2 separate regions of the Homo sapiens genome follow, and region 2 is linked to region 1. A link is a loop called in an ENCODE intact Hi-C map of the cell type or tissue named here. Cell type or tissue: heart right ventricle. All regions are shown on one strand. Links, peaks and the distances in the headings refer to the core of each region. The heading gives the core; the rest is flanking DNA. Region 1 overlaps MCM3AP (minichromosome maintenance complex component 3 associated protein). Region 2 overlaps C21orf58 (chromosome 21 open reading frame 58).

Region 1 (5,363 bases), core at 167-5,166:
TGTCACCCAGGCTGGAGTGCAGTGGCATGATCTCGGCTCACTGAAACCTCCACCTCCCGGGTTGAAGTGATTCTCCTGCCTCAGCCTCCCTAGTAGCTGGTATTACAGGTGCGTGCCACCACACCCAGCTAATTTTTGTATTTTTAGTAGAGATGGGGTTTCACCATGTTGGCCAGGCTGGTCTCAAACTCCTGGCTTCAAGTGACCCGCCTGCCTTGGCCTCCCAAAGTGCTGGGATTACAGGCGTGAGCCACCACACCCAGCCCCATTGTCTTTTTTTTAAGACACTGGTTCTCACTCTGTCACCTAGGCTGGAGTGCAGTGGTGTGATCAAGGCTTACTGCAGCCTCAACCTCTTGGGCTCAAGCAGTCCTCCCACTTTAGCCTCCCATGTTGCTGGGACCACAGGTGCATGCCACCAAGCCCCACTAATTAAAACAAATTTTTTTTTATAGAGAATAGGATGTAGCTATGTTGCCCAGGCTGGTCTTGAATTCCTGGGCTCAAGTGATCCTCCCACCTTGGCCTCCCAAAGTGCTGGGATTACAGGTATGAGCTACTGCACCTGGTCTCTGTCTTCTTTTTTTTTTTTTAAGGCTCTTGTTAGAATGCCGTGAACAGTTGTCTCCAACTATTATATGTCATTCCACGGGATTGGTTTCCTGCTGGCATTCCATGGTCTCCGGGGTCCTCTGCAGCACCTTCCTGGCCTTTTGTCATGTGGATGCTGCACAGCTGACTTCACCTGGTCTTGTTGATGGACAGTTTGTTTCATGATTTCTCTTATGAATAAAACCTTCACAAGCCATCCTTCTCTATGAGAGTGTTTGCTTGGCACGCATTCCTGAGCACTGCCCCTGAGCAGACCGCCTATGATCTCTAAGCTTGGGTTCCGTGTTGCCAAAGCGCCTTCTGGTGGACTCAGCCCAGGAGGAGCCCATGTGCCCCACGCTGGCCATGGCTGTGGTCATGGGCTGACTGCATGTGTCTGACTGGGCCTTCGTCTGAGACTGCAGTGATTTCGCTCCTCCTCTCAGATCCGCAAGGATGCTCTCCGGGCGCTCAACTTTGCGTACACGGTGAGCACACAGCGATCTACCATCTTTCCCCTGGATGGTGTGGTGCGCATGCTGCTGTTCAGAGACTGTGAAGAGGCCACCGACTTCCTCACCTGCCACGGCCTCACCGTTTCCGACGGGTAAGAGCTGAGAATGGAACTGTGGGGCCCCTGTCTCCTTTTTTCTTGTTAATTCTGATGAAGGGCTGTGAAGGGCTGGCTGCTTGCCTGACTTGAAGAAGGTGCATTCCCTCTGCCATGCAGGTGAACACACGAGACTCAGAATGGCTGGGGGTGTTCCCAAGGTCACATCCTGGCTGTCAGCACATTGAGGGCTCAGACCAAGTTCTTTGTGACTCCAAAATCAGTCCTTTTCATGACTTGCTGACAAACCTAAAGATAAAAGTTAGGGCCTTCTTTATTCTTTCCCTTGACTGCCTTTGCCAGCCAATGACGGACAACCTCTGACGGCTGGGATGGAGGCACCCGCAGGCCAGCCGGAGTCTTCTCCGGTACTTACCAGTCAGAGTGGTGAGACTCACAGACGCTCTCTCAGAAACTGGCAGCTTACACTCAACACCCGGTGCCTAGTTCCCCACCCTGTCTCCTCTAACTCCTCACCTGCCTCCTGCCTGTCTCCTCCTTCCAGTTCTGTCTCCTTCTAGTTCTGTCTCCTCCTTCCAGTTCTGTCCTCAGAAAATTAGACGGTTTTGGGTGAGCCAGCAAGGAGGCAGGAGTGAGTCAGCGTGCGTCTGTTAACACGCTGGGCTTAGTGGTTCTAGGGACCTACAGAGGCTCCAGGGTGGGCGGCAGTGGGACCTGGCGCCTGTGCTTTCTGTTATTTACACATGGCTGTGGTGACACCCAAGGGGCTTGCAGTACTCGGCAGGGCACTGAGGGCGAAGCTGTCTTCTCCCCTGGTGACACCCCTCGGGGGTCTTTTGTGGTCTGGGTAGCTGTGTGGAGCTGAACCGGTCTGCATTCCTGGAACCAGAGGGATTATCCAAGACCAGGAAGTCGGTGTTTATTACTAGGAAGCTGACGGTGTCAGTCGGGGAAATTGTGAACGGAGGGCCATTGCCCCCCGTCCCTCGTCATACCCCTGTGTGCAGCTTCAACTCCCAGAACAAGTACATCGGGGAGAGCCTGGCCGCGGAGCTGCCCGTCAGCACCCAGAGACCCGGCTCCGACACAGTGGGTGAGTGAAGCTGCAGTCGTAGTGAGGGGACTAGCTGCATTTTCCCACCAGAACGCCTCCCAGGAGCCTGGGCATCTGCATTTTCTCGCCAGGACGCCTCCCAGGAGCCTGAGCACCTGTCTTGTCTTGGGGCCCAGGGGTGTGGCTCTTCCTCATGCTCAGATGGTTCTCACTGGGAGTGGACTGAGGGCTTTGAAGCCCTCCTCCTGGCTCCCTGACATCCTGGGGCTTGTTTTTCATGCAAAGCGTATGTTGTCCCACGTAGCTGGTCTCCTGGAGGGCAGGCCAGTCCTCAGGGTCACTGTGGGTGGCCTGGGGCTGTCCCTGCACAGACCTCGGTCCCCGTGGTGCCAGGCACCCTGTGTCTGCAGCTATGTTTTGTCCTGTATGTTTCCTTCCAGGCGGAGGGAGAGGAGAGGAGTGTGGTGTAGAGCCGGATGCACCCCTGTCCAGTCTCCCACAGTCTCTACCAGCCCCTGCGCCCTCACCAGTGCCTCTGCCTCCTGTCCTGGCACTGACCCCGTCTGTGGCGCCCAGCCTCTTCCAGCTGTCTGTGCAGCCTGAACCACCGCCTCCAGAGCCCGTGCCCATGTACTCTGACGAGGTAGGGACTCTTTTTTTCTAGGTCTGGACTCTGGGAAGCCCATTGTGCGCAAACGTCCTTAGTCATCACCCCATGAGGTGGGGCTGTGGCGCCTGGTCTCTCAGGAGAGTCCAGAGAGGGGTCCTGCCTAGAGTCACTCAGCCTCAGGTAGGGCCCACCTATTCAGGCTCATTCTGGAGTCCGTCTTCATCTCAGGAGCTTCCTGTCACAGCACCGGCCTGAGCCCGTGTGTCTGAACTCAACACCCGTCTATTCCTGACGGGATCATTGGCAGCATTGTGCGCCCCCTGATGGGTGTGACCTGGGGTGGCGTGTCCGCCTGGTGGGTGTGGCCTGGGTGGGTGTGTCCCCTTGGGTGTGGCCTGGAGTGGGCATGTCCCCCTGATGGGACCCCAATATGCATGGACTGAGTGTGGGTGTGTCCCCTGAAGGGCATGTCCTGGGGTTGGGTGTCCCCACTGATGGGTGTGACCTGGGATGGGCGTGTCCCCTGGCGGGTGTGCCCCCTGATGGGCATGGCTGGGGTGGCTGTGCCCCCTGATAGGCGTGGCCTCGGGGTGGTCGTGTCCCCTCTGGTGTGTGTGGTCTCTGGCTGTGCACCCTGATGGGCATGGCCTGGGGGTGGGTGAGCCCCTTGACCAGCCTGGCCTGGGGGTGGATGTGCCCCTTGATGGTTGTGGCCTCAGGGTGGGCATGGTCCCGACAGGTGCCTTGATATTGAGTAGAGCCTGTCGACTCCATGGTTGTGAGACTGGATTGTGCCACTCTGGCTGCTTCGGGGCAGGCACTGGGCACCAGCCCATCTGGGGATCAGGGAGTGCTTAGGGGGAGCATAGAGTGGTCACAGAAACAGAGGCTGCTTGACGTAGACTGGAGATGGCTAGGCCAGGGCGCTGTGTGGCCATCCGCAGGGCGCCTTCCTCTCCAGATGGCACCTTTCCATTCGCTAGGGGACACCTTTCCTGCAACAGCCTAGCCGACCCCGTGTCAGGGGTTGTGCTTCTGTCACGAGACGCCTGCAGACTGTCCGGTGACAACATGTTACCCAGCATTTCTGCCCTGGGTGGGACGTTCCATTACACCCCATGCTGGTCTCTCCACAGGACCTGGCGCAGGTGGTGGACGAGCTCATCCAGGAGGCCCTGCAGAGGGACTGTGAGGAAGTTGGCTCTGCGGGTGCTGCCTACGCAGCTGCCGCCCTGGGGTGAGTGGCATCTCGTGCTCCCCTCCTGCTACGTGCTGCGGGGAGCTGCACCCAGTCCTCCAGAAGTTTCCTCTCATAAAGTTGCCTGCGTTTTTGGAGTCATAATCCAATAAGTTATTGCCAGATACAGTGTCAGGAAGATTTTCCCCTACATTCTTCTTTTTCAAGATGGTTTTGCTATTTGGGGTCTCCTGAGATACCATGCGAATTTTAGGATGAGTTTTTCTGTTTCTGCAGAAAGTGCTGTTGGGATTTTGATAGGGATTGCGTTGAATCTGTAGATTGTTCTGGGTGGTACTGTCATCTTTTTTTTTTTTTTTTTTTTTTTTTTTTTTTGAGATGGAGTCTTGCTCTGTTGCTCAGGCTGGAGTGCAGTGGCTCCATCTCAGCCTCACTGTAACCTCCACCTCCTGGGTTCAAGCAATTCTTCTGCCTCAGCTTCCCGAGTAGCTGAGATTACAGGTGGGCACCAGCCTGGCTAATTTTTTTATTTTTTGTGGAGATGCTTTTCGCCATGTTGTCCAGGGATGGTCTCGAACTCCTGGCCTCAAGTGATCCACCTGCCTCAGCCTCCTAAAGTACTGGGATTACAGGCATGAGCCACTGCACCTGGCCAGTATTGTCATCTTAACAATATTAAATCTTCTAATCTGAGAATGTGGGATGTCTTTCCATTTATTTAGGTCATTCTTAATTTCTTTCGACAATGCTTTGTAGTTTTCAACGTATAAAGTTTTTGCCTCCTAGGTTAAATTGTTTTTTTGTTTGTTTGTTTTGTTTTGTTTTTGAGACGGAGTCTCGCTCTGTCGCCCAGGCTGGAGTGCAGTGGCACAATCTTGGCTCACTGCAACCCCCACCTCCCGGATTCAAGCGATTCCCCTGCCTCAGCCTCCCGAGTAGCTGGGATTACAGGCACCTGTCACCAAGCCTGGCTAATTTTTTGTATTTTTAGTAGAGACAGGGTTTCACCATTATTAGCCAGGATGGTCTCGATCTCCTGACCTCGTGATCCGCCCGCCTTGGCCTCCTAAACTGCTGGGATTACAGGTGTGAGCCACCGCACCTGGCCTTGTTGAGGATTTTTATATCCATATTCATGAGGGATATTGGTCTGTAGTTTTCCATTTCTTTTTTTTTTTTTTTTTTTTTTTGAGACGGAGTCTCCCTGTCGCCCAGGCTGGAGTGCAGTGGCGTGATCTCGGCTCACTGCAGGCTCCGCCCCCCGGGGTTCACGCCATTCTCCTGCCTCAGCCTCCCGAGTAGCTGGGACTACAGGTGCCCGCTACCTCGCCCGGCTAAT
Region 2 (5,363 bases), core at 207-5,206, 53 kb before region 1:
TTCCACATCAAGAGAAAGAGGAGAGGAAAAAAAGTTAACCAGTTCAACGAAAAGGAGAATCTGGCAAGGAAGCATCTCTGATGTGGGCAGAGCCTGCAGCAGCAGATGTGGAGGGCTTCTCACAAGTGACAGCAAGACTGTCTGTAAAACGGCCACTTTGACCTGGTGGTGTTCTGCTCTTTTCATGGCCATAGAGTACTCTGGTAAGGACTGATAGTAAGAGTGTCTTGTTTATGTCTTTATCTGGGTGGGTGCAGTATCTACTGATGAGGAAACATCTGGTCCCTGTTGGCCTGATACCCTTTTTTTTTTTTTTTTTTTTTTTTTGAGGTGGAGTTACACTCTTGTTGCCCAGGATGGAGTGCAGTAGTGGTGCCACCTTGGCTCACTGCAACTTCCGCCTGCCTGGCCCTATCTTATAATTTAAAAGGCATCAGGGGCCAGGTGCTATGGCTCACACCTCTAATCCTAGCACTTTGGGAGGCCAAGACGGCAGATCACTTGAGGTCAGGAGTTCGAGACCAGTCTGGCCAACATGGTGAAACCCCATCTCTACCAAAAATACAAAGATTAACTGGGCGTGGTGGCGTGCACCTGTACTCCCAGCTACTCGGGAGGCTGAGGCAGGAGAATCACTTGAACCCGGGAGGCGGAGGTTGCAGTGAGCTGAGATGGCTCCACCTCTGCACTCCAGCCTGGGCAACGAGCAAAACTCCATCTCAAAAAAAAATACATAAGATGGAGTCCTTTTCTCAGATGAGGTCACTTATATCAAGGGTGCTCTATACAGTTGCTTAACTAAATTAACCTGGTTTTTGTTCTGTGCACACTCAGAGCTGTTTAAATGTCTCCCAAGACTGTCACTGTTAATGACTGTGGACAAGAGCCAGGTTCTTTTATTATCTTGTTTATTTATTTTTTTATTTTTTTTATTTTTTTTCCAGACGGAGGTTTTGCTCTTGTTGCCCAGGCTGGAGTGCTGTGGCGCAATCTTGGGTCACTGCAAACTCTGCCTTCCGATTTCAAGCAATTCTCCTGCCTCAGCCTCCCGAGTAGCTGGGATTACAGGCGCCTACCACGACGCCTGGCTAATTTTTTGTATTTTTAGTAGAGACGGGGTTTCACCATGTTGGCCAGGTTGTCTCGACCTCCTGACCTCGTGATCTGCCTGCCTCAGCCTCCCTAAGTGCTGGGATTACAGGCATGAGCCACCGCACCTGGCCCTTTTTTATTATTTTTTATAGAGATGGGGTCTTGTTGTGTTGTGCCGGCTGGTCTCCAACTCGTGGACTCAAGTGATCCTTCTGCCTTGGCCTCCCAAAGCACTGAGATTACAGGCGTGAGCCAACGCCCAATGGCACTGGGATCTTAAACATGGGGCCAGAGTCTGCTCATGTCCAGCAGCACCAGCGAGGACCCCTGACTGCCATCTGGGAATGTGTGGCACCAGGCAGGTCATGTGACCCTAGCCCACACCCTCCACAGATCTGGAGGGAGGGTAAGGCCTGGTTTCATGCTGACTTCATTTCTGGTTGGATGGCCTCCAGGGTAAGGTGAGTTGAACTCTACGTCAGGAGTAATCCAGCCCCTCCAGGGCCAGCAGGAGTAAGGTGCGCCCCTCCAAGGATCTCCATGAGCTGCCTCTGTGAGCCTGACCTCCTACGGGCTAGCCAGCCTTCACCCAATCACTCACTGGTCCAGCTTCAGGGTCCCTACATGGATGTGGGTTGGAAGACAGGACAGGCACACAACCATAGATACTGATGGACATGGGCCATTTACAGAACTGAGGGCAAGAGAGCAATTTTGGCCACTGAGGCAAGTTCCTGGGTTAGCTGCACCGAGGAGGGTGCTGACCTCTGCCCCTCGGGTCCACAGGTCTGGGCCCCTGCTGCTGACATCCCCCACATGTCAGTCTGCCTGCTAGTGGGATTGACTAACTCATCAACGTGGAGTTTAATGCCCAACCAAGTGCAGACCACGCTCCTGTTTTGCGTCACCCTCTGCGAAGCTTCCTGCAAACTTGACTCCCTGCCCAGTGCCCCCAGCCCCAAGGTGGGACATATCCCCTGGGCACCCCCTCTGGTCCTGCTAAAGCCCAGCCCCTCTGCAGGTCACAACCCCTCCTCTGTCCTACCCCTTCTGCTGCCTGCAATTTCCTGAACTCCTTGGTAGGCAGTCTCCTCACCCTGTCCTCCCAGTGTCTCCCCACCCTGTCTTCCCTGCTTGCTCTGAGGGTCCCTAGGAGGGAGGTATTAACACCCTGGAGGCAGTACACAGGTGGGGCGCCCTCCCCTGACACACAGGTTCTTCTGGACTGGGTCCTGAGGCTGGTGGTGCATAGGGGGTCACGACTGCCCTTCCCCCAGGTCTGAGGGTTCTGCCCCTCTGCCTCAGCTGCTGCCCACTTTTTTGCCTTCCCATGAAGCCCAGCTGGCCACACCTGGGGATGAGTGTTTACCGGTAGCCTGAGGACGCACAGTGGAAACCTGGCAACCTGGGGCCTCCCTGTGTCTGGCAGCCTGGCAACTGTCACGCGGCGCCCAGCGCTGGCTTCTGGGGCACTGCAGTCCAGGGAGGGTGTGGCTATCTTCCCACAGGGCTCTTCTCTTCCCTCAGGCTGGTCTCCAGGAGGTAAGGCCCGCCCTGCAGGCAACACCGGTGCTTGGGCTCCTGCTGAGCAGTTCTTTCCTGCGAGTAACAGAACCAGGGAGGGAGGTGGGCTGTGGCCTCCCCTGCCCCTACAGTCGTCTCCTGCAGCTCCCACCATGCTGGACTCATCAGCAGCAGAGCAAGTGACCCGACTGACGCTGAAGCTCTTGGGACAGGTGAGGCAGAGCCCGGGATGCTCCTGTTTTTAACAACTCGCAGGCTGTGGCGTTGGAGGGACTCTTCGAGACAGCCCTGCAGGTGCAGAATGCAGGGCCCCAAGGGCTAGGCCTGGGGCTGGCAGCCCAGCGGACCCATCCTCAGACTTAGTCTTCACATTCTCTGAGGGTCTGGGTGGCCCATGACCGACCTGCCTGTCCTCGCAGGCCACTGAGCACAGGGTCTGGGGAGCCTCGGTGCCTGGGGGCACCTCTGCACCCCCTGCCTGCATTGTTCCCTCTCCTGCTGCCTGAGGGACCTGCTGCCCACCTTTCGCCAGCCCTGCATCCTGGCCCACAGGCCGCCATGAGAGGGACTCACCCCTGGACACACCCAGCAGGTAGCTGCTCAGCTCAGGGTTCAGGTGGGGGGTGATCTAGGCATGCACTGGCTGGGAAGCCTGGAGGCCTCACCAGTGAGGTGTCTCCCAGGGTTGCTCTTCAGAAATCTGCCTGAAGGGACCACTCAGAGCATCCGCCCCTAGACTTGTGGATGGAACACATGAATTTGCTAGAGGTCAGGCTTACAGAGGCAGCTCAGGGAGATCCTCGGAGGGGCTTGACTCCCGCCTGTTGGCCCTGGAGAGGCTGGGTTACTCCTGACGTACCATTCTTTTCACTCAGAAAGCCTCTTAGTCATTCCTGGAGCACACAGGGCCTTTGCGTGGAGCCACCGTCTCTGTCACGGTCTCTCTTCCTCACAGAAGCTGGAGCAAGAACGGCAGAACGTGGAAGGGGGACCTGAGGGCCTCCACCTCGAGCCAGGTGAGAGCCCCTGGGCTGCTTGGAACCAGCACAGACAGACGCAAGTGTAGCCACTCCAGGGGGAGCCACCTCCAGGGGGAGGTGGGGACAGCAACTCTGGGAATCACCCCCACTCCTGGTACCGGCGAGATTGTCCTCAACGCTTTTCCTTTACATTCAGAGTTGAAGACACCCCCATTCCTTATCACCTTTAGTCTGCAAACCCCAAAAAGGGGCACCTTCATTGTTCCCATTTTGCAGATGAGAAAATGGAGGCAGAGAGGTTGCTCACCCTGGCAGTGGTCGCACCCAGATCAGACCCAGTTGCTCTGGTTCCAGACCCTGAGCTTGTCCATTGGTTGGGGAGGAGCTGCTGTCCTCACTGTTACCCGGGGACGTCCAGGGAGAAGCTGAGGAGGCCAGAGGAGCATTTCTTGTTCTTTGGAACGTGGGGCAAGCTGTGAGCTGTGGGGGCTCAGCTGCCAAGGGCAGAGCCCAGTCTCAAATACAGAGAGAAAATCCCAAACCAGGTCCCCTGACTGCAGAGCCAGTGCGAGGGAATAGAATGGCTACCAGTGCCTGGGGCAGAGGGTTTGGGGACCCCCCCAAGGGCTGGCTAGGGTTCCCAACGGCCCCTCTCCAGTGTGATGCTGGGTGAGGGGCAGGACCCCTGTGCCTAAGGGAAAGGAGGCCAGAACCCTGCCCCCCACCTTCCGGAGCCTTCTCTTGAGTGTAGACCCTCCCCCAAGGAATGTAGACTTTTTCTTTTTTTTGAGATGGAGTCTCACTCTATTGCCCAGGCTGGAGTGCAGTGGTGCAATCTCAGATCACTGCAACCTCCGCCTCTGAGGTTCAAACAATTCTTGTGCCTCAGCCTCCCGAGTAGCTGAGATTACAGGTGCGCTCCACCATGCCTGGCCAACTTTTGTATTTTTAGTAGAGAAGGGGTTTTGCCATGTTCGCCAGGCTCGTCTCAAACTCCCGGCCTGAAGTAATCCACCCACCTCGGCCTCCTAAAGTGCTGAGATTATAGGTGTGACTCACTGCACCTGGCCAGATTTTTTTTTTTTATTCCTGAGACAGGGTTGGTCTCGCTCTGTTGCCCAGGATGGAGTGCAGTGGCCTGATCACAATTCACTGCACCCCCGACCTCCTGGGATCAAGCAATCCTCCCAGTGCAACCTCCCACTGTTGAGATGACAGGCATGAGCCACCACGCCCGGACTAGGGGGCAGACTTGAGGGATGTGCAGATACTTGGGGATCAGACCAGACTCTAGACCACTTGGGGCCAGAGGGTGGCTCCAGGTGGCCAAGGTCAGGCTGCAGCCAGCCCTGTAGAGCCCTTGACCTCCTGGAGCCCAGGGCACTCTGTATGAAATGCACTCAGGAGGAACCTGGTCGCGTCATTTCAGCCTCCCTTCCAGGAATGAGATGACCATCCTCCAGCACTGAGTTCCCTGGATTACCCCTCCCCTGATGCTGCCCCTTGCCCTCCTTACCCAACACTGGTCCCTCTTTATCTGGGATAACCTAAGACCAGGATCCTCCCAGGCCTCCCCCATCCTGGGAGTGTGGGTGAGGCAGGGCCTTCCGACATGGGTGCAGTACCATCCAGTCCGAGTGCTTGCAGCGACAGCCTCTACGCGTTCCTTGGTAAGCAAGCAGGTTCTTCCCTCCAGGAAATGAGGACCGGCCGGACGATGCCCTGCAGACTGCTCTGAAGAGAAGGAGGGACCTTCTGCAGAGACTC

The links. Peaks named below come from ENCODE experiments on the same cell type or tissue, not always from the same donor. Only the 100,000 strongest peaks of a DNase experiment are listed, where the experiment ranks them.
Region 2: it touches region 1 in a loop (2.3-fold over the local background); 3 of 110 quality-filtered maps call a loop at or near these places.

What each region holds. Positions count from the first base shown.
Region 1 is chr21:46,262,817-46,268,179 of GRCh38, reverse strand. It overlaps MCM3AP (minichromosome maintenance complex component 3 associated protein), which reads left to right. Exons shown (of 28, transcript NM_003906.5): 10 at 1,038-1,198; 11 at 2,014-2,255; 12 at 2,657-2,859; 13 at 3,963-4,063. Among named protein-coding and RNA genes, the nearest start is that of MCM3AP, 20 kb to the left of the region's middle. In heart right ventricle, for the core only: no CTCF peak of the experiment used is centred there; no DNase peak of the experiment used is centred there.
Region 2 is chr21:46,315,477-46,320,839 of GRCh38, reverse strand. C21orf58 (chromosome 21 open reading frame 58) reads left to right here. Exons shown (of 8, transcript NM_058180.5): 2 at 2,620-2,828; 3 at 3,572-3,632; 4 at 5,293-5,363. Among named protein-coding and RNA genes, the nearest start is that of C21orf58, 5.7 kb to the left of the region's middle. RefSeq lists enhancers at 1,301-2,135, 2,136-2,970, 3,806-4,641. In heart right ventricle, for the core only: no CTCF peak of the experiment used is centred there; a DNase peak (open chromatin) is centred at 2,549.